Regions from separate parts of the Homo sapiens genome. Here region 2 is linked to region 1. A link is a loop called in an ENCODE intact Hi-C map of the cell type or tissue named here. Cell type or tissue: IMR-90. All regions are shown on one strand. Links, peaks and the distances in the headings refer to the core of each region. The heading gives the core; the rest is flanking DNA.

Evidence for each region. A loop is a pair of places that touch in the nucleus more often than their neighbours do. Peaks named below come from ENCODE experiments on the same cell type or tissue, not always from the same donor. Only the 100,000 strongest peaks of a DNase experiment are listed, where the experiment ranks them.
Region 2: a loop joins it to region 1, with 3 times the contacts of the local background. A loop is called at or near these places in 95 of 110 quality-filtered maps.

What each region holds. Positions count from the first base shown.
Region 1 is chr3:186,856,144-186,865,532 of GRCh38, reverse strand. It overlaps ADIPOQ (adiponectin, C1Q and collagen domain containing), which reads right to left. Exons shown (of 3, transcript NM_004797.4): 3 at 7,070-9,389. It overlaps ADIPOQ-AS1 (ADIPOQ antisense RNA 1), which reads left to right and starts at 4,165. Exons shown (of 4, transcript NR_046662.2): 1 at 4,165-4,300. RefSeq lists enhancers at 1-591, 4,359-4,653. In IMR-90, for the core only: no CTCF peak of the experiment used is centred there; a DNase peak (open chromatin) is centred at 4,542.
Region 2 is chr3:187,148,422-187,157,810 of GRCh38, reverse strand. No RefSeq gene overlaps it. Among named protein-coding and RNA genes, the nearest start is that of RPL39L, 14 kb to the right of the region's middle. In IMR-90, for the core only: no CTCF peak of the experiment used is centred there; no DNase peak of the experiment used is centred there; H3K27me3 peaks cover 239 bases.

The sequences.
Region 1 (9,389 bases), core at 935-8,934:
ACAATAGTGGAGGGAAGGTCAGCAGATAAACAAGTGAACAAAGGTCTCTGGTTTTCCTAGGCAGAGGACCCCGCGGCCCTCCGCAGTGTCTGTGTCCCTGGGTACTTAAGATTAGGGAGTGGTGATGACTCTCAACCAGCACGCTGCATCTGTTTAACAAAGCATCTGTTTAACAAAGCACATCCTGCACCGCCCCCAATCCACTTAACCCTGAGTGGACACAGCACATGCTTCAGAGAGCACAGGGTTGGGGATAAGGTCACAGATCAACAGGATCCCAAGGCAGAAGAATTTCTCTTAGTACAGAACAAAATGAAAAGTCTCCCATGTCCACTTCCATCCACACAGACCCGGCAACCATCCGATTTCTCAATTTTTTCCCCACCCTTCCCGCCTTTCTATTCCACAAAACCGCCATTGTCATCATGGCCCATCCCCAATGAGCCGCTGGGCACACCTCCCAGACGGGGTCGTGGCCGGGCAGAGGGGCTCCTCACTTCCCAGTAGGGGCGGCCGGGCAGAAGCGCCCCTCACCTCCCGGATGGGGCGGCTGGCCGGGCGGGGGGCTGACCCCCCCACTACCCTCCCGGACGGGGCGGCTGGCCAGGCAGAGGGGCTCCTCACTTCCCAGTAGGGGCGGCCGGGCAGAGGCGCCCCTCACCTCCTGGATAGGGCGGCTGGCCGGGCGGGGGGCTGTCCCCCCCACCTCCCTCCCGGACGGGGCGGCTGGCCGGGCAGAGGGGTCCTCACTTCCCAGTAGGGGCGGCCAGGCAGAGGCGCCCCTCACCTCCCGGACAGGGCGGCCGGCCGGAAGGGGGGCTGACCCCCCCACCTCCCTCCCGGACGGGGCGGCTGGCCGACCCCCCCCCCCCGCCTCTCTCCCGGACGGGGCGGCTGGCCGGGCAGAGGGGCTCCTCACTTCCCAGTAGGGGTGGCCGGGCAGAGGCGCCCCTCACCTCCCGGACGGGGCGGCTGGCCAGGCGGGGGGCTGACCCCCCCTCCCCCCTCCCGGACGGGGCGGCTGGCCGGGCGGGGGGCTGACCCCCCCACCTCCCTCCCGGACGGGGCGGCTGGCCGGGCAGAGGGGCTCCTCACTTCCCAGTAGGGGCGGCCGGGCAGAGGAGCCCCTCACCTCCCGGACGGGGTGGCTGCCGGGCGGAGACGCTCCTCACTTCCCAGACGGGGTGGTTGCCGGACGGAGGGGCTCCTCACTTCTCAGACGGGGCGGTTGCCAGGCAGAGGGTTTCCTCACTTCTCAGACGGAGCGGCGGGGCAGAGACGCTCCTCACCTCCCAGACAGGGTTGCGGCCCAGCAGAGGCGCTCCTCACATCCCAGACAGGGCGGTGGGGCAGAGGTGCTCCCCACATCTCAGACGATGGGCGGCCGGGCAGAGACGCTCCTCACTTCCTAGATGGGATGGCAGCCGGGAAGAGGCGCTCCTCGCTTCCTAGATGGGATGGCGGCCGGGCAGAGACGCTCCTCACTTTCCAGACTGGGCAGCCAGGCAGAGGGGCTCCTCATATCCCAGACGATGGGTGGCCAAGCAGAGACGCTCCTCACTTCCCAGACGGGGTGGCGGCCGGGCAGAGGCTGCACTCTCGGCTCTTTGGGAGGCCAAGGCAGGCGGCTGGGAGGTGGTTGTAGCGAGCCGAGATCACGCCGCTGCACTCCAGCCTGGACACCACTGAGCACTGAGTGAACGAGACTTCATCTGCAATCCCGGCACCTCGGGAGGCCGAGGCTGGCGGATCACTCGCGGTTAGGAGCTGGAGAGCAGCCCGGCCAACACAGCGAAACCCCGTCTCCACCAAAAAAAAACCGAAAACCAGTCAGGCGTGGCAGCGCGCGCCTGCAATCGCAGGCACTCGGCAGGCTGAGGCAGGAGAATCAGGCAGGGAGGTTGCAGTGAGCCGAGATGGCAGCAGTACCGTCCAGCTTTGGCTCGGCATCAGAGGGAGACGGAGAGGGAGAGGGAGAGGGAGAGGGAGAGGGAGAGGGAGAGGGAGAGGGAGAGGGAGAGGGAGAGGGAGAGGGAGAGGGAGAGGGAGAGGGAGAGGGAGAGGGAGAGGGAGAGGGAGAGGGAGAGGGAGAGGGAGAGGGAGAGGGAGAGGGAGAGGGAGAGGGAGAGGGAGAGGGAGAGGGAGAGGGAGAGGGAGAGGGAGAGGGAGAGGGAGAGGGAGAGGGAGAGGGAGAGGGAGAGGGAGAGGGAGAGGGAGAGGGAGAGGGAGAGGGAGAGGGAGAGGGAGAGGGAGAGGGAGAGGGAGAGGGAGAGGGAGAGGGAGAGGGACTATTTGCAATATTTTTCAAGTATATATGAGGAAGAGGCCAAGAGTGTTCCTTTTTTTCTAAATAACTAAAGTGCATAAATCTTTTATCACATATTAAAGTTCCACATATCTTAGGGTCTAATTCTGGTCACTCTTATCTTTCATTAACCTGTCTGTCTATTCTTATGCTAGGGATACTCTGTTTTGGGGGGGCGCGGTGGGGGTTTGAAATAGAGTCTCACTCTGTTGCTCAGGCTGGAGTGCGGCAGCACATTCTCAGCTCACTGCAGCCTCCACTTCCCAGGTTCAAGCAATTGTCCTGCCTCGGCCTCCTGAGTAGCTGGGACTACAGGCATGTCCACCAAGCCCGGCTAATTTTTGTGTTTTTAGTAGAGACAGGGTTTCACCATGTTGGCCAGGCTGGTCTCGAACTCCTGACTTCAAGTGATCCACCCACCTCGGCCTCCCTAAGTGCTGAAATTACAGGCTTGAGCCACCGCGCCTGAGCCAGGATACTCTGTTTTAACTGCTATGATTTTGTAATATGTTTTCAGTACCTAGCAAGGTTAGCTGCCTATCCCACCTAAATTACTGTTTTTAAAAATCTTATACAGTCTCACCTGTGTGCTCTTTCAAATGACCATCAAAAAAGAAAAACATTAACACCCCTGAAAATTCACCAGAAGCAAAATTAAGAAAAGGGTGTAATGACAAGTCACAGACTTCAAAACATGGCTATTGAGGAAGGAAACAAAAGATTCTGCCAGAGCATGGCAAGGCTTCTAATATCACTGTAGCCTCCCACCCACCAAGACTATACTAAAAAGAAGAGGATTGGACAAATTCCTGTGAGTTCTCCTCAACCTGGGGCAAAGAAGACTCAACAGGTAAGTAAGTATCCCAAGGAAAAGTCTAGAAAAAACCTGTCAGAGTACAGACTCCTGTCAGAGTACAAACTAGCATATCTCAAGATCTCTGTGGAAGAGCTGATGGTTCCTAGGGGTTACTAGGAACCTGTGGACCTAGAGGTATTCCACCATGGGAATAGGATGCATGGCCAACGAGATGGGTTAATTTGTGGTACCAAACATTTAACAGCATTTTAGAAGAGAGAGTAAAAGCCAGGTTACCCAACAAAGGCTGCACAATCCCCAGAGTCTGCTTCTATTCTCTCTTCCCTCCGTCTCAGAAAAGTGGAAAGAAAATGAGATTTCAGCTCTTGCTCTGTGGCTGGGAGGTGAGACATGCAAGTATCAGAGATGGCAGTCATGCTCACTGTATCAGAGCAAACAAAGTCTAGAAAGACCCACGTTCAACACAAGCAAGCTGGATCAGCCAGGTATACTACAGAAAAGCAACAAAAAAAAGAAATGAACAACATGCCAAGAACCCAGTCTGGGAAATATATATATATGTAATATATATATATATATATAAATATATTTGCTATACATACATTATCTATATTTGCTATATATATGTATATATATACCAAAATTTAGAAAAACCCACAAAACTCTCCATGAATTCCTGTTTTTGGAAGACTGTGATAAGAACATGAATAAAATAAAACAAGAGGAAGTTCAAAGATAAGAGGACAAATCAACGGAATTTCCCAGAACATTGTTAAAGTTAGAATGGTGAAAGCAAGCACCCTTGTTTTGTACCAATTTTAATGGGGATTTATTTAGTGTTTTGCTATTAATTATAATGTTGGATATTATTTACAATTTGTTATTCTTTATCATACCAGGGAAATAACATTCTATCTTTAAGTTATAGTTTTTTTTGTTTGTTTTGTTTTGTTTTGTTTTGAGATGGAGTCTCACTCTGTTGCCCAGGCTGGAGTACAATGGCACTATCTTGTCTCACGGCAACCTCCGCCTCCCAGGTTCCAGTGATTCTCCTGCCTCAGCCTCCTGAGTAGCTGGGATTACAGGCGCCAGCCACCATGCCCGGCTAGTTTTTGTGTTTTTAGTAGAGACGGGATTTCACCATGTTGCCCAGGCTGGTCTCAAACTCCTGATCTCAGGTAATCCATTGGCCTCGGCCTCCCAAAGTGCTGGGATTACAGGCATGAGCCACCGTGCCTGGCCTTAAGTTATAGAATTTTTTAGATAAAGAAAGGTTGAGCATTGACTTAAGCTATTTCAGCTGGCATGAACAAACTATTTTGGAAGGCCCTTATTTTCTAGCACCACACTACAAAGAACCTCAGTGCAGTCCTCAGAACTTGCCCACGTGAAAGATGAGTGAGACATTTCATCATATTTTCTTTAAACAACCGGACTTTCTGCCACATAACAAATTGAATGACTCATTTTACAAAGGCAAGTTCTTCCATTACCGGTATTTACAGGATTGCTAACATTAAGGCTACAGGTTGTATAACTCTATCCCCCAATGTCTTGAAACTATAAAGAAAAAAAGTCCAATGAAATTGGGGTTTATTTTTCATAACAGCATAGCTTTTGGTATCAGGCAGCTCTGGCTATGAATCTTTGCTCTACAATTTACTAGCTGCAGCTTTGAGCCAGTTAATTATCTTCTCTAAGCTTCAGTTTTCTTATCTAACAATGGGGTCAATGATATTTAATGTACAAGATGTTGTAAAGAGTAAATAAAATAATGTATTTCAAGCAGCTACTTCAAAATGATAATTATATTATTATTTCTATTTTTAAGATTATGATGTACCCAGTATAAAATAGACAATAAATATTTACTGAATAAATCAATGATCTTTGTAAAGAATTCAAAGATGAAATACAAAGTCTCTGTCCACAAGGGATTTCTAAGCTAGGAGGTTAATTGCTAATAAAATACATGTAAGTGAAGCTAGGGTTTTAGGTGTAATCTTATGGGTGCCTAATGACTTGACTCTATTATCCTGTTGCCAAGTTTTCTTCCTAACTGAGCCTGAGCTTGGTGCCTGGGCACAGTCACAGTTTAATTTCCAACCCTGTGTACTTTTTATTTTTATTTACTTGTTTTTTTGAGGCAGAGTCTTTCTCTGTTGCCCAGGCCGAAGTGCAGTGGCACTATCTTGGCTCACTGCAACTTCTGTCTCCCAGGTCAAGTGATTCTCCTGCCTCAGCCTCTCAAGTAGCTGGGATTACAGGTGCACGCCACCACAACCAGCTGATTTTTGTATTTTTAGTTTCACCATGTTGGTCAGGCAGGTCTCGAACTCCTGACCTCAAGTGATCTGCCCACCTTGGTCTCCCAAAGTGCTGGGATTACAGGCATGAGCCACTGCGCTCAGCCCCCTGTGTACTTTCTAGATGTACATAAAATAAATACAAGCTAACTCACATTAAAAGGAGAGATGGCATAAAAATACAGGAACTGGTGTCTTACGGCCCCCGTGGGTTGGGATATAGTTAAATCTCAGGAAGGACTGAACCAAAAAGTAGAAAGCATCCAAGATCTCTCTCTCTCTCTCTCTCTCTCTGACTTTCAATTCTGTTTCTCTCAAAGCCTCTACCTTTCTCACAGCTGGGCCTCTTCTTGTTCTACACTGCAGGGCAGAAGGACCCATGAGTCCTGAATCTGCATGTTTTACATCCATCCTAATTCGTATTCCTGGAGGAATCTGGTCGGCCCAGTATCTTAGCCCATTTTGTGCTGCTATAGCAGAATACCACAGACTGGGCAATTTATAAAGAACAGAAATTTGTTGGCTCACAGTTCTGAGGGTGAGAAAATCCAGTGGCTCAGACCTATAATCTCAGCACTTTGGGAAGCCAAGGCAGGAGGATTACTTGAGCCCAGAAGTTTGAGACCAGCCTGGGCAACATAGCAACACTCAAATCTCAAAAATAAAAATAAAAAATGTCTGCAGAAAATGTCCTAAATTTGCTGAAAGACCTATATTTATAGATTCAAGAAGTTTAATGAACCCTAAAATGGGTGAAAGTTGAAAACACCCAGACACATCATAATCAAACTATTGAAAATCAGAGGTAAAGAAAGCATCTTGAAAGCAGCTGGAAGAAAAAATTATAAATTACACATAAGGGAAAACTATGACTGCAGGTTTCTCATCTGAAACCATAGAGCCTTTGAGATAAAGAGAAAAAAAAATATATATATATATACACACACACCATGGGTCCCAGAAGACAGAAACATCTTTAATGCACTGAAAAAAATAAACTAAATAAAATAAAATGCTAGAAGAAAGAACTGTCAACTGAGAATTCTATATCCAGTAAAAATATATTTCAGGAATGTAGAAAAGATGAAGGCATTCTCAGATGAAGAAAAACTAAGAGAATTCATCATCAACAGACTTGCTTTAAAATAAATGCTCAATAAAGTTTTTCAGGTTGAGGAGAAATTACACCAGAGAGAAACACAGAACATTAGAAATTAATAAAGAACAAAGGAAATGATGAATATCTGAATATGTATTTTTCTCCTCTTAAATTCTTTAAAATATATATATGACTGACGAATGCAAAAATCATAACATTGCCTATAATGTTTCAGTGTATATAGATGTAATATATATGACAACTACAACATAAAAGAAAGTGGATAGAGGTACTAATATGATTATAAGCCTTCTACGGTTTACTGCAAGTGGCAAAATATTAACTTTATGCACACTGTGAAAAGTTAAGTACATTGTAATCCCTCAAGCAACCACTAAAAAATACCACAAAGAGATATAGGCAAATACCCAATAAATAAATTAAGATAAAATATTATGAAATATTTAAACAATCCAAAAGAATTCTGGAAAGAGAATAAAACAGAAGTGGTGAACAGCAAACAAATAAAACAGTCATCCATCTTAAATTCAACAATTTTATTAAATATAAATTGTCTAAACACCAATTAAAAGACAGATATTTTTAGACTGGATAAAAATTATACCCAACTACATGCAGTCTGTAAGAAACACATTTTAAATACAATAATATAGATATATTTAAAGTAACATGATGGAAAAAGATATACCACAAAAACACTAATCAAAAGAAAGTTGACCAGGTGTGATGGCTCATGCCTGTAATCCCAGCACTTTGGGAGGCCGAGGCGGGTGGATCACAAAGTCAGGAGTTTGAAACCAACCTGACGAATGTGGTGAAACCCCGTCTCTACGAAAAATACAAAAATTAGCTGGGCGCAGTGGCATGAGCCTGTAGTTCCAGCTACTTGGGAGGCTGAGGCAGGAGAATTGCTCATGGTAGAGGTAGCAGTGAGCCAAGATCACACCACTGAACTCCAGCCAGGGCCACAGAACGAGAGTCTGTCAAAAAAAGAGAGAGAGAGAGAGAGAGAAAGAAAAGGAGGAAGGAAGGAAGGAAAGAGAGAGAGAGAGAAAGAAAGGAAGGAAGAAAGAAAGGAAGGAAGAAAGAAAAGGAAGTTGAGTGCGTATGTTATTTTTAGACAAAGTAGACTTCAGAACACAGAAAATTATCACAGATAAAGAAGGACATTACATAATGATAAGAGAGTAAATGCACCAATAAGACATAATACTAAACATGTATATATCTAATAATAGAGCGCTAAAATATATGAAGCAAAAGCTGACAGAACTAAAGAGAATTGGACAAATCCACAATTGTACTTCAAAGCATCACAGGACCATTAATCCTGAAATCTTGACCTCAGTTTCTCTCAGGCCTCTTTTGGCCTCAGTTGACTCTCTCTGTGCCTCTGGTTCCACAAAGGAATAACCCTGCCCCAGAGAGTTTAGGGTAACTGTGAAAGCGTGTTCTGTAAGGAGCCCACCCCAACCAGATGTGAGACTGTGAGCATAGCCAGACTTTAGCTACTTGTTGAAATTTTAGAGAAAATCAATAGGAATTTTCCAGCTATGTCTCTCTGGGAAACTCATGAAAGCTCAAACACAGCATTAAGAGTTTGTTGTGGACAGGTATTATTTTGCATCTATCATCCACTCTCCTATTTCTGATAACAGTGTCCCAATTTTGCTTTAGGGAAAATACCTCTACATACCCCTAACTTAAGCTGCAATTAAGTCAATATGAATATTTCATCCTCCTGACTCAGTGATTGGTCAGAAACAGGCACACAACTCAGCCAGAGCAATGAGATGCAAGGTTACACTTGCTGGGGCATCTGGGAAAGAGAGCTTCCTCTCTCCTCTTTGGGCATCACCAGAAAACATGATGTCCATTTAGCCAGATGGTGTGGCTTGGGGATACGAGAGCTGGGCAGGCCACAGTCTTTTTGATATCGGGAGGGAAACCCTAGAACTATACTGTGTAGCACCTGAGGGTAAAGCCTACACTGCGGAAGGCAGAACAGAAGGACATACAGAAAAGGGTCTTGATTGTTTTGAGCTTTGGTTCAAACCTTATCTAAAGACAGAACAACTCTGGTAATTTCTATTATGCAAAGGAATAAATGTTTCCATTTTTCCTTTATTTTTCTTGCTTACAGTAGTTTGCATAATATTTTGGGTTTTCTGTTGTGAATGACATTCACAACACAGAGTTCTGACTAACACAAGGCTTACTCTCACCTCTTCATCCCTCTCTAAACCTCATATCTATCTTTCTCAAAAAATAACAACAAAAATGGAGGCGGGCAGATCACAAGGTCAGGAGTTCGAGACCAGCCTGGCCAATATGGTGAAACCCTGTCTTTACTAAAAATACAAAAATTAGCCTGGCATGGTGGTAGGCACCTGTGGTCCCAGCTACTCGGGAGGCTGAGGCAGAAGAATCGCTTGAACCTGGGAGGCAAAGGTTGCAGTAAGCCGAGATCATGCCACTGCACTCTAGCCTGGCAACAGAGGGAAACTCCATCTTAAAAACAACAACAACAACAAAAAGACAAAGCTTTATATGTGGAAAAAATAATACCTTAATGATTAGCAATACACATATAAGAGAGAATTGTTCAGAATTTAAAACTGTAAGCAAAAAGATAGTTTTTTAAATTTATATATTGATAGAGAATGCTATTTACTCTGTTTTTGCTAAAATCTTTGAAGAACATCACTGGAGTTATTGTCTCCTGAGAGAATGTTTACCACCATCAACTACCTCAACCTGTAATTCTTAAAGAACAATAATAAATTCAGGAGGCCCAGTCTTCCCTGACCCTGTTGGTACTCAAGGAGACAATGGCTTCAG
Region 2 (9,389 bases), core at 867-8,866, 290 kb before region 1:
AAAGGTCCAAGTCCAAAGTCTCATCTGAGACAAGGCAAGTCCCTTCCGCCTATAAGCCTGTAAAATCGAAAACAGTTGCAGTTCTTTTTGGCGACCCTATTTTTGAATGAGGTGAGGTTTTCCTGCATCAGATATTTATGGGAGTTTCATATTGAAGATGAGCCAGGCCTTAGTTTTAGGCAAGCAAAAATACTCCTTAGATTCTGAGTTTTAAGTATTAATTTTTACAGTGTAAAAAACAGTTGCAGTTCTTTTTGGCGACCCCATTTTTGAATGAGGTGAGGTTTTCCTGCATCAGACATTTATACTGTATATAAGAGACTCTTAAAACAAAGGGGTCGAAAACTTTGAAAGTAAAATGGTGGGCAAACATATATGTACTAGATAAGTGGAGGAAAAAAAGTGAAGAGAGGGATCATTCTCTTATATCAGATAAGATAAATTTAAGGAAAACAGTATCAAATGGGATGTCTCAAGAAGTGCTTTTATAGGCTGGGCACAGTGACTCACACCTGTAATCCCAGCACTTTGGGAGGCCGAGGCGGGCGGATCACCTGAGGTCAGGAGTTTGAGACCAGCCTGACCAAGATAGTGAAACCCCGTCTCTACTAAAAATACAAAATTAGATGTGCATGGTGGCACATGCCTGCAATCCCAGCTACTTGGTAGGCTGAGGCAGGAGAATTGCTTGAACCTGGGAGGCGGAGGTTGCAGTGAGCCGAGATCACGCTACTACACTCCAGCCTGGGTGGCAGAGTGAAAAAAAAAGTGCTTTAGAGTGTTAAAGTATACAAATAACAATTAAAAATGGTAATTATGAATATTTATGCATCAATATCAATATTCATAAACAAAAATTGCAAGAGTTATAAGAAAAAACAGATTAAAAATATTTTAGTAGAAAGAGGCTTCATCACTCTTAGTCCAAGAAATTCCAAGTAAACAAAAATGAATAAAGAAGGATACAGAGGACCTAAATAACATAATAACTTGTTGATGCATTTTATACCAAATTACACACCTTGAGGGGGAAAACTCACCTTTCTTCTAGGAAACCACGGAAGGGAACAGTCATGAAACTTGATCACTGCCAGACACAGTTGACCAAGCCTATAATCCCAGCACTTTGGGAGGCCAGCACGGATGGATCACTTAAGGCCAGGAGTTCAAGACCAGCCTGGCCAACATGGTGAAACCCCGTCCCTACTAAAAATACAAAAATTAGCCAGGAGTGGTGGTGCATGCATGTAGTCCCAGCTACTTGGGAGACTGAGGCAGGAGAATAACTTGAACCCGGAAGGCGGAGGTTGTAGTGAGTCGAGATCGTACCACTGCACTCCAGCCTGGACAGCAGAGTGAGACTCCCTCACACACACAAAAAAAGCTGATTACCTATTAGGCCACAAGAAAGCATCAATAATTTTTTAAGCAGAGAAATACTATTAATAGACAACTTTCTCTAATAATAAATATGAAAACTAGCAATATAAAGTTTTTAAAACAAAATTCTACCACCTGGAATTTTTTTTCCCATAAGTTATGGGGGTACAGGTGGTATTTGGTTGCATAAGTTCTTTAGTGGTGATTTGTGAGATTTTGATGCACCCATCTTCCGAGCTGTATACACTGCAGCATATTTGTAGTCTTTTATCCTTCGTCCCTCTTCCACTCTTCCCCTCAAGTCCCCAAAGTTCATTGTATCATTCTTACGCCTTTGCATCCTCATAGCTTAGCTCCCACATATCAGTGAGAACATACGATGTTTGGTTTTCCATTCCTGAGTTACTTCACTTAGAATAATAGTCCCCAATCTCATCTAGGTCACTGCAAATGCTGTTAATTCATTCCTTTTTATGGCTGCATAGTATTCCATCATATATATATATATATACCACAGTTTCTTTATCCACTCTTTGATTGATAGGCATTTGAGTTGGTTCCATGATTTTGCAATTGCGAATTGTGCTTCTATAAACATGAGTGTGCAAGTATCTTTTTCGAATAATGACTTCTTTTCCTCTGGATAGACACCCAGTAGTGGGATTGCTGGATCAAACTGTAGTTCCACTTTTAGTTCTTTAAGGAATCTCCACACTGTTTTCCATAGTGGCTCTACTAGTTTACATTCCCACTAGCAGTGTAGAAGTGTTCCCTGTTCACTGCATCCACGCCAACATCTACTGTTTTTTGATTTTTTGATTATGGCCATTCTTGCAGGAGTAAGATGGTATCACATTGTGATTTTGATTTGCATTTCCCTGATCATTAGTGATGTTGAGCATTTTTTCATATGTTTGTTGGACATTTGTACATCTTCTTTTGAGAATTGACTATTCATGTCCTTAGCCCACTTTTTTGGTGGGATTGTTTGTTTTTTTCTTACTGATTTGTTTGAGTTCATTGCAGATTCTTGTTATTAGTCTTTTGTCAGATGTATAGATTGTGAAGATTTTCTCCCACTCTGTGGGTTGTCTGTTTACTTTGCTGACTGTTCCTTTTGCCATGCAAAAGCTCTTTAGTTTAATTGGGTCCCAGCTATTTATCTTTGTTTTTATTGCATTTGCTTTTGGGTTCTTGGTCAGGAAATCCTTGCCTAAGCCAATGTCTAGAAGGGTTTTTCCAATGTTATCGTCTAGAATTTTTACACTTTCAGGTCTTAGGTTTAAGTCCTTAATCCATCTTGAGTTGATTTTTGTATAAGGTGAGAGATGAGGATCCAGTTTCATTCTCCTACATGCAGCTAGCCAATTATCCCAGCATCATTTGTTGAAAAGGAAGTCCTTTCCCCACTTTACATTTTTGTTTGCTTTGTCGAAGATCAGTTGGTTGGCTGTAAGTATTTGGGTTTATTTCTGGGTTCTCTATTCTGCTTCATTGGTCTATGTGCCTATTTTTATACCAGTACCATGCTATTTTGGTGACTATGGCCTTATAGTATAGTATGAAATCAGGTAATGTGATGCCTCCAGATTTCCTCTTTTTGCTTAGTCTTGCTTTGGCTATGCGGGCTCTTTTTTGGTTCCATATGGATTTTAGAACTGTTTTTTCTAATTCTGTGAAGAATGATGGTATTTTGATGATGAGTGCATTGAATTTGTAGATTGCTTTTGGCAGTATGGTCATTTTCACAATATTCATTCTACCCATCCATGAGCATGGGATATGTTTCCATTTGTTTGTGTCCTCTGTGATTTCTTTCAGCAGTGTTTCATAGTTTTCCTTGCAGAGGTCTTTCAATTCTTTTGTTAGGTATATTCCTAAGTATTTTGTTTAATAGCTATTGTAAAAGTGGTTGAGTTCTTGATTTGATTCTCTGCTTGGTCGCTGTTGATATGTAGAAGAGCTACTGATTTGTGTACATTAATCTTGTATCTGGAAACTTTGCTCAATTCATTTATCAGTTCTAGGAGCTTTCTGGAGGAGTCCTTAGGGTTCTCAAGGTAAACCATCATATCATCAGAAAACAATGACAGTTTGACTGCCTCTTTATCAATTTGGATGCCTTTTATTTCTTTCTCTTGTCTGATTGCTCTGGCTAGCACTTCCAGTACTATGCTGAAGAGGAGTGGTGAGAGTGGACATCCTTGTCTTGTTCCAGTTCTCAGAGGGAATGCTTTGAACTTTTCCCCATTCAGTATTATGTTTTCTGTGGTTTTGTCATAGATGGCTTTTATTACGTTAAGGTATGTCCTTTGTATGTCGATTTTGCTGAGAGTTTTAATCATAAAGGATGCTGGATTTTGTCAAATACTTTTTCTACATCTATTGAGATAATCACGTGATTTTTGTTTTTAATTCTGTTTATGTCATGTATCACATTTATTGACTTGCATACATTAAACCATCCCTGCATCCCTGGTGTGAAATCCACTTGATCATGGTGGATTATCTTTTTGATATGTTGTTTGCTTTGCTTAGCTAGTATTTTGTTAAGGATTTTAGCATCTATGTTCATCAAGGATATTGGTCTGTAGTTTCCTTTTTTGGTTATATTCTTTCCTGGTTTTGTTATTAGGGGTGATGCTGGATTCAGAGAATGAATAGGGAGGGTTCCTTCTTTCTCTCTCTCCTGGAACAGTTCAAAAGGATTGGTATCAATTCTTTGAATGTCTGGTAGAATTCTACTGTGAATCCATCTGGTTCTAACTTTTTTTGTTGGTAATATTGAAGTTACCATTTCAATCTCGCTGCTTGTTACTGGTCTGTTCTAGGTATCTAATTCTTCCTGATTTAAGCTAGGAGGGTTGTATTTTTCTAGAATTTATCTATCTATTCTAGGTTTTCTAGTTTATGTGCATAAAGGTGTTCATAGTAGCCTTGAATGATCTTTTGTATTTCAGTAGTGTCAGTTGTAATATCTTCTGTTTCATTTCTTAATAAGGTTATTTGGATTTTCTCTCTTCTTTTCTTGGTTAGCCTTGCTAACAGTCTATCAATTTTATTTATGTTTTCAAAGAACCGGCTTTTTGTTTCATTTATCTTTTGTATTTTCTTTTGTTCCAATTTCATTTAGTTCTGCTCTGATCTGGGTTATTTTCTTTCTTCTGCTGGGTTTGGGTTTGGTTTGTTCTTGTTTCTCTAGTTCCTTGAGGTGTGACCTTAGATTGCCTGTTTGTGCTCTTTCAGACTTTTTGATGTAGGCATTTAGGGCTATGAACTTTCCTCTTAACACCTCCTTTGCTGTAGCTTAGAGGTTTTGATAGGTTGTGTCATTATTGTCATTCAGATCAAATAATTTTTTAATTTCCATCTTGATTTCATTTCTGACCCAATGCTCATTCAGGAGCAGGTTATTTACTTTCCATGTATTTGCATGTTTTTGAAGGTTCCTTTTGGAGTTGATTTCAAGTTTTATTCCACTGTGGTGTGAGAGAGTGCTTGATATAATTTCAATTTTCTTACATTTATTGAGGCTCATTTTATGGCCTATCATATTCTCTATCTTGGAGAAAGTTCCATGCACTGTTGAATAGAATGTGTATTCTGTGGTTGTTCCGTATATATCTGTTAAGTCCATTTATTCCAAGGTATAGTTTAAATCCATGGTTTCTTTGTTGACTTTCTTGATGACCTGTCTAGTGCTGTCAGTGGAGTATTGAAGTCCCCCACTATTATTGTGTTGCTGTCTATCTCATTTCTTAGGTCTGCTAGTAATCATTTTATAAATTTGGGAGATCCAACGTTTGTTAGGTGCATATACATTTAGGATTGTGATATTTTCCTGTTGGACAAAGCCTTTTATCATTATGTAATTGTCCCTCTCTGTCTCTTTTAATCACTGTTGCTTTAAAATTTATTTCATCTGATATAAGAATAGCTACCTCTGCTCACTTTTGGTGTCCATGTGCATGAAATGCCTTCTTCCACCCCTTTACTTTAAGTTTATGTGAGTCCTTATGTGTTAGGTGAGTCTCCTGAAGGCAGCAGATAGTTTGTTGGTGAGTTCTTATCCACTCTGTGTTTCTGTATCTTTCAAGTGGAGCATTTAGGCCATTTACATTAAATGTTAGTATTGAAATGTGAGGTACCATTGCTTTCAACGTGCCCTTTGTTGCTGGTGTACTTTGGGGTTTTTCGGTTTTTGTTTTTGCTTTTTCACTTGTATTTTTGTCTTACAGGTCCTGTGTGATTTATGCTTTAACGAGGTTCTGTTTTGATGTGTTTCCAGGATTTGTTTCAAGATTTAGAGCTCCTCTTAGCAGTTCTTATAATGGTGGCTTGGTAATGGCAAATTCTCTCAGCATTTGTTTGTCTGAAAATGACTGTATCTTTCCTTCATATGTGATGCTTAGTTTCACCGAATACAAAATTCTTGGCTGATAATTATTATGTTTGAGGAGGCTGAAGATAGGTCCCCCATCCCTTCTAGCTTGTAGGGTTTCTGCAAAGAAATCTGCTGTTAATCTGATAGGTTTGCCTTTATAGGTTACCTGCATCTTCTGTCTCACAGCTCTTAAGATTCTTTCCTTCATCTTAACTTTGGATAACCTGATAACAATGTGCCTAGGCAAAGATCTTTTGCGATGAATTTACCAGGTGTTCTTTGTGCTTTTTGTATTTAGATGTCTAGGTCTGTCGCAAGGCCGGGGAAGTTTTCCTCAATTATTCCCCCCAATATGTTTTCCAGGCTTTTAGAATTCTCTTCTTCCTCAGGAGCACTGATTATTCTTAGGTTTCATCATTTAACATAACCCCAGACTTCTTGGAGGCTTTGTTCATATTTTCTTATTTTTTTTCTTTGTTGGATTGGGTTAATTTGAAGACTTTGTCCTCAGGCTCTGAATTTCTTTCTTCTGTTTGTTCAATTCTATTGCGGAGACTTTCCAGAGCATTTTGCATTTCTAAAAGTGTGACTAAAGTTTCCTGAATTTTTTTATTGTTTTTTCTTTAAGCTATCTATTTCCTTGAATATTTCTCCCTTCATTTCTTGTATCATTTTTTGGATTTCCTTGCATTGGGCTTCGCCTTTCTCTGATCCTTCCCTGATTAGCTTAATAACTAACCACCTGAATTGTTTTTCAGGTAAATCAGGGATTTCTTCTTGGTTTGGATCCATTGTTGATGAAGTAGTATGATTTTAGTGGGGGGTGTTGAAGGGCCTTGTTTTATCATATTACCTGGGTTGGTTTTCTGGTTCCTTCTCATTTGGATAGGCTCTTTCAGAGGGAAGGTCTAGGGCTGAAGCCTTTTGTTCAGTTTCTTTTGTCCCACAGGGTGTTCCCTTGACTCTCCCCTTTTTCCTATAGATGTGGCTTCCTGTGAGACAAACTGCAGTGATATTTGTCTGGGTCTAGCCACCCAGCGAGTCTACCCAGCTCTGGGCTGATGCAGGGGGTTGTCTGCACAGAGTCCTGTGATTTGAACTGTCTATGGTTCTCTCAGCCATGGATACAAGCTCCTGTTCCAGTGGAGGTGGCCGATGGTGCAATGGACTCCATGAGGGTCTTTAGCTTTGGTGGTTTAATGCTCTATTTTTGTGCTGGTTGGCCTCCTGCCAGGAGGTGGCGCTTTTCAGAAAGCATTAGCTGTAGCAGTGTGGAGAGAGACTGGCAGTGGGTGCAGCCCTAGAACACTCAAGGTTATATGCCCTTTGTCTTCTGCTGCCTGGGTGGGTAGGGAAGGACCATCAGGTGGGGGTGGGCCTAGGCATGTCTGAGTTCAGACTCTCCTTGGGTGGGTCTTGCTGAAGCTGCTGTGGGGAATTGAGGTGAGATTCCCAGGTCATTGGAGTTGTGTACCTAGGAGGATTATGGCTGCCTCTGCTAAGTCACACAGGTTGTCTGGGAAGTGGAGGAAAGCTGGTAGCCACAGGCCTCACCAGGCTCCCATGCAAACCAAAGGGCCAGTCTCACTCCTGCCGTGCTCCCCTCAACAGCTCTAAGTCTGTTTCCAGGTGGAGGACGAGATATGCTTGAAAACTTGCCCGAGGCTATCCGTCTCCCAGCTGCGAAAGAAAAGGGCTTCAGTTCTTCCCCTACCTGTGAAGTCTGCGCTCCAGATTCCCGCCCTCCCCTGAGTTCTGGCCAGGAGGCTTCTCACCCTGTTCAAGTTGTTACAAAATTCAGCTAGAGAATTCCTTCTTCCTGTGGAGTTTTATTCACTGGTCCTCTGGCCACCCTCCCTATGGTTCCCTGTGGTGCCAGGCAGGAATGGGCTGCTTGGGGACCCAGCAAGCTCCTGGGACCTTTCTGCTGCTTCCTCTACCCCTGTATTTTTGCTTGGCTCTCTAACTTGACTCAGCTCCAGGTAAAGTTGGAAACTTCTGCAAACAGATCTTCAGCTTCTCCAGTGGGGGTGTGTGTTCGGGAGAAGAGGGTCTCCCTTTCCCTCTTCTGCGGTACAGTATTTGGGGTGTCTCCCAGGTCCTACAGGAGCAGTTCGCTTTCTTCCGAGGGTCTGTAGGTCCTCTCGGGATTGCTGTTTCTTTCTTGCAGTTGATCTGGAGCTAAAATTCACAATGCAAGCCTCTGCATGCTGCTCTGTCCAGAACTTCAATCTAGTCCTGCCTCCCGTCCGCCATGATCCCCTCTACCTCCCACCTGGAAATTTTGATTTCACAATTTTTAAATAATTCTTGGATAAAATGGAAATTTATCAGAACCTGTGGGATATAACTATGGAAGTGTTCAGAGGAAATTCTATGGCCTAAATTCTTACATTAATAAACAAAACTAAAATAATTGAAGTAAGTATCCAATGTTAGAATTTAGAAAAAGAGCAATAAAAATAAATAGAAGGAAAGTAGAGGGATGGTATTAATAAAGAAAAAGGCAGATATTGAATAAATCCAAAATTTTTTTAAAAGTCAGAATTTTTTTTTTTTTTTTTTTTTTGAGACAGAGTCTTACTCTGTTGCCTAGGCTGGAGTCCGGTGGTACGATCTTGGCTCACTGAAACCTCTGCCTCCCAGCTTCAAGTGATTCTCCTGCTTCAGCCTCCGAGTAGCTGAGCTTACAGGCACCTGTCACTATGCCCAGCTAATTTTTGTATTTTTAGTAGCGATGGGGTTTCACCCTCTTGGTCAGTCTGTTCTCAAACTCCTGACCTCAGGCGATCCACCCACCTTGGCCTCCCAAAGTGCTGGGATTACAGGTGTGAGCCACCACACTCGGCCAAATGTCAGAATATTTTTAAAGGGTCCAAAAGTTGGTTCTTTGCTGGGCAGTGTTCAAAGCAATAAACTTGCTGTTTTTCTAATTTTTTTTTTTTTTTTTTTTGGTCAGAGTCTCGCTCTGTCACCCAGGCTGGAGTGCAGTGGCATGATCTTGGCTCACTGCAAGCTCTGCCTCCCAGTTTCACACCATTCTCCTACCTCAGGCCTGCCGAGTAGCTGGGACTACAGGCGCCCACGACCACACCCAGCTAGTTTTTTTCTTTGTATTTTTTAGTAGAGATGGGGTTTCACCCTGTTAGCCAGGATGGTCTCCATCTCCTGACCTTGTGATCCGCCTGCCTCGGCCTCCCAAAGTGCTGGGAGTACAGGCGTAAGCCACTGCGCCCGGCCTGTTTTTCTAATTTTTAAAGAAAAAATTTAATTATATAAATGAGATATAATAAACGAAACAATTACAGGTAGAGATTAACTTAACAAAACAATAAAATAATACTTTACTAAACCCTGTGCTACTAAATTTGAAAACCTGGATATAATATATAATGTTCTAATAAAACAATTTTATTAAAATATAACTTCCCAAAATTGGTCTAAATAGCTCAGTTACTATAAACTTACTTAAAACTTTTTAAAGACTTGTCTTCCCCAAAAGACTATGTCAAGACAGTTTCACATGGGACTCTTTTTCCTTTTTTGAGACAGGGTCTCAGTATGTTACCCAGGCTGGAGTGCAGGGGCATGGCATCCCTGCTCACTGCAGCCTCTGACCTCCCAG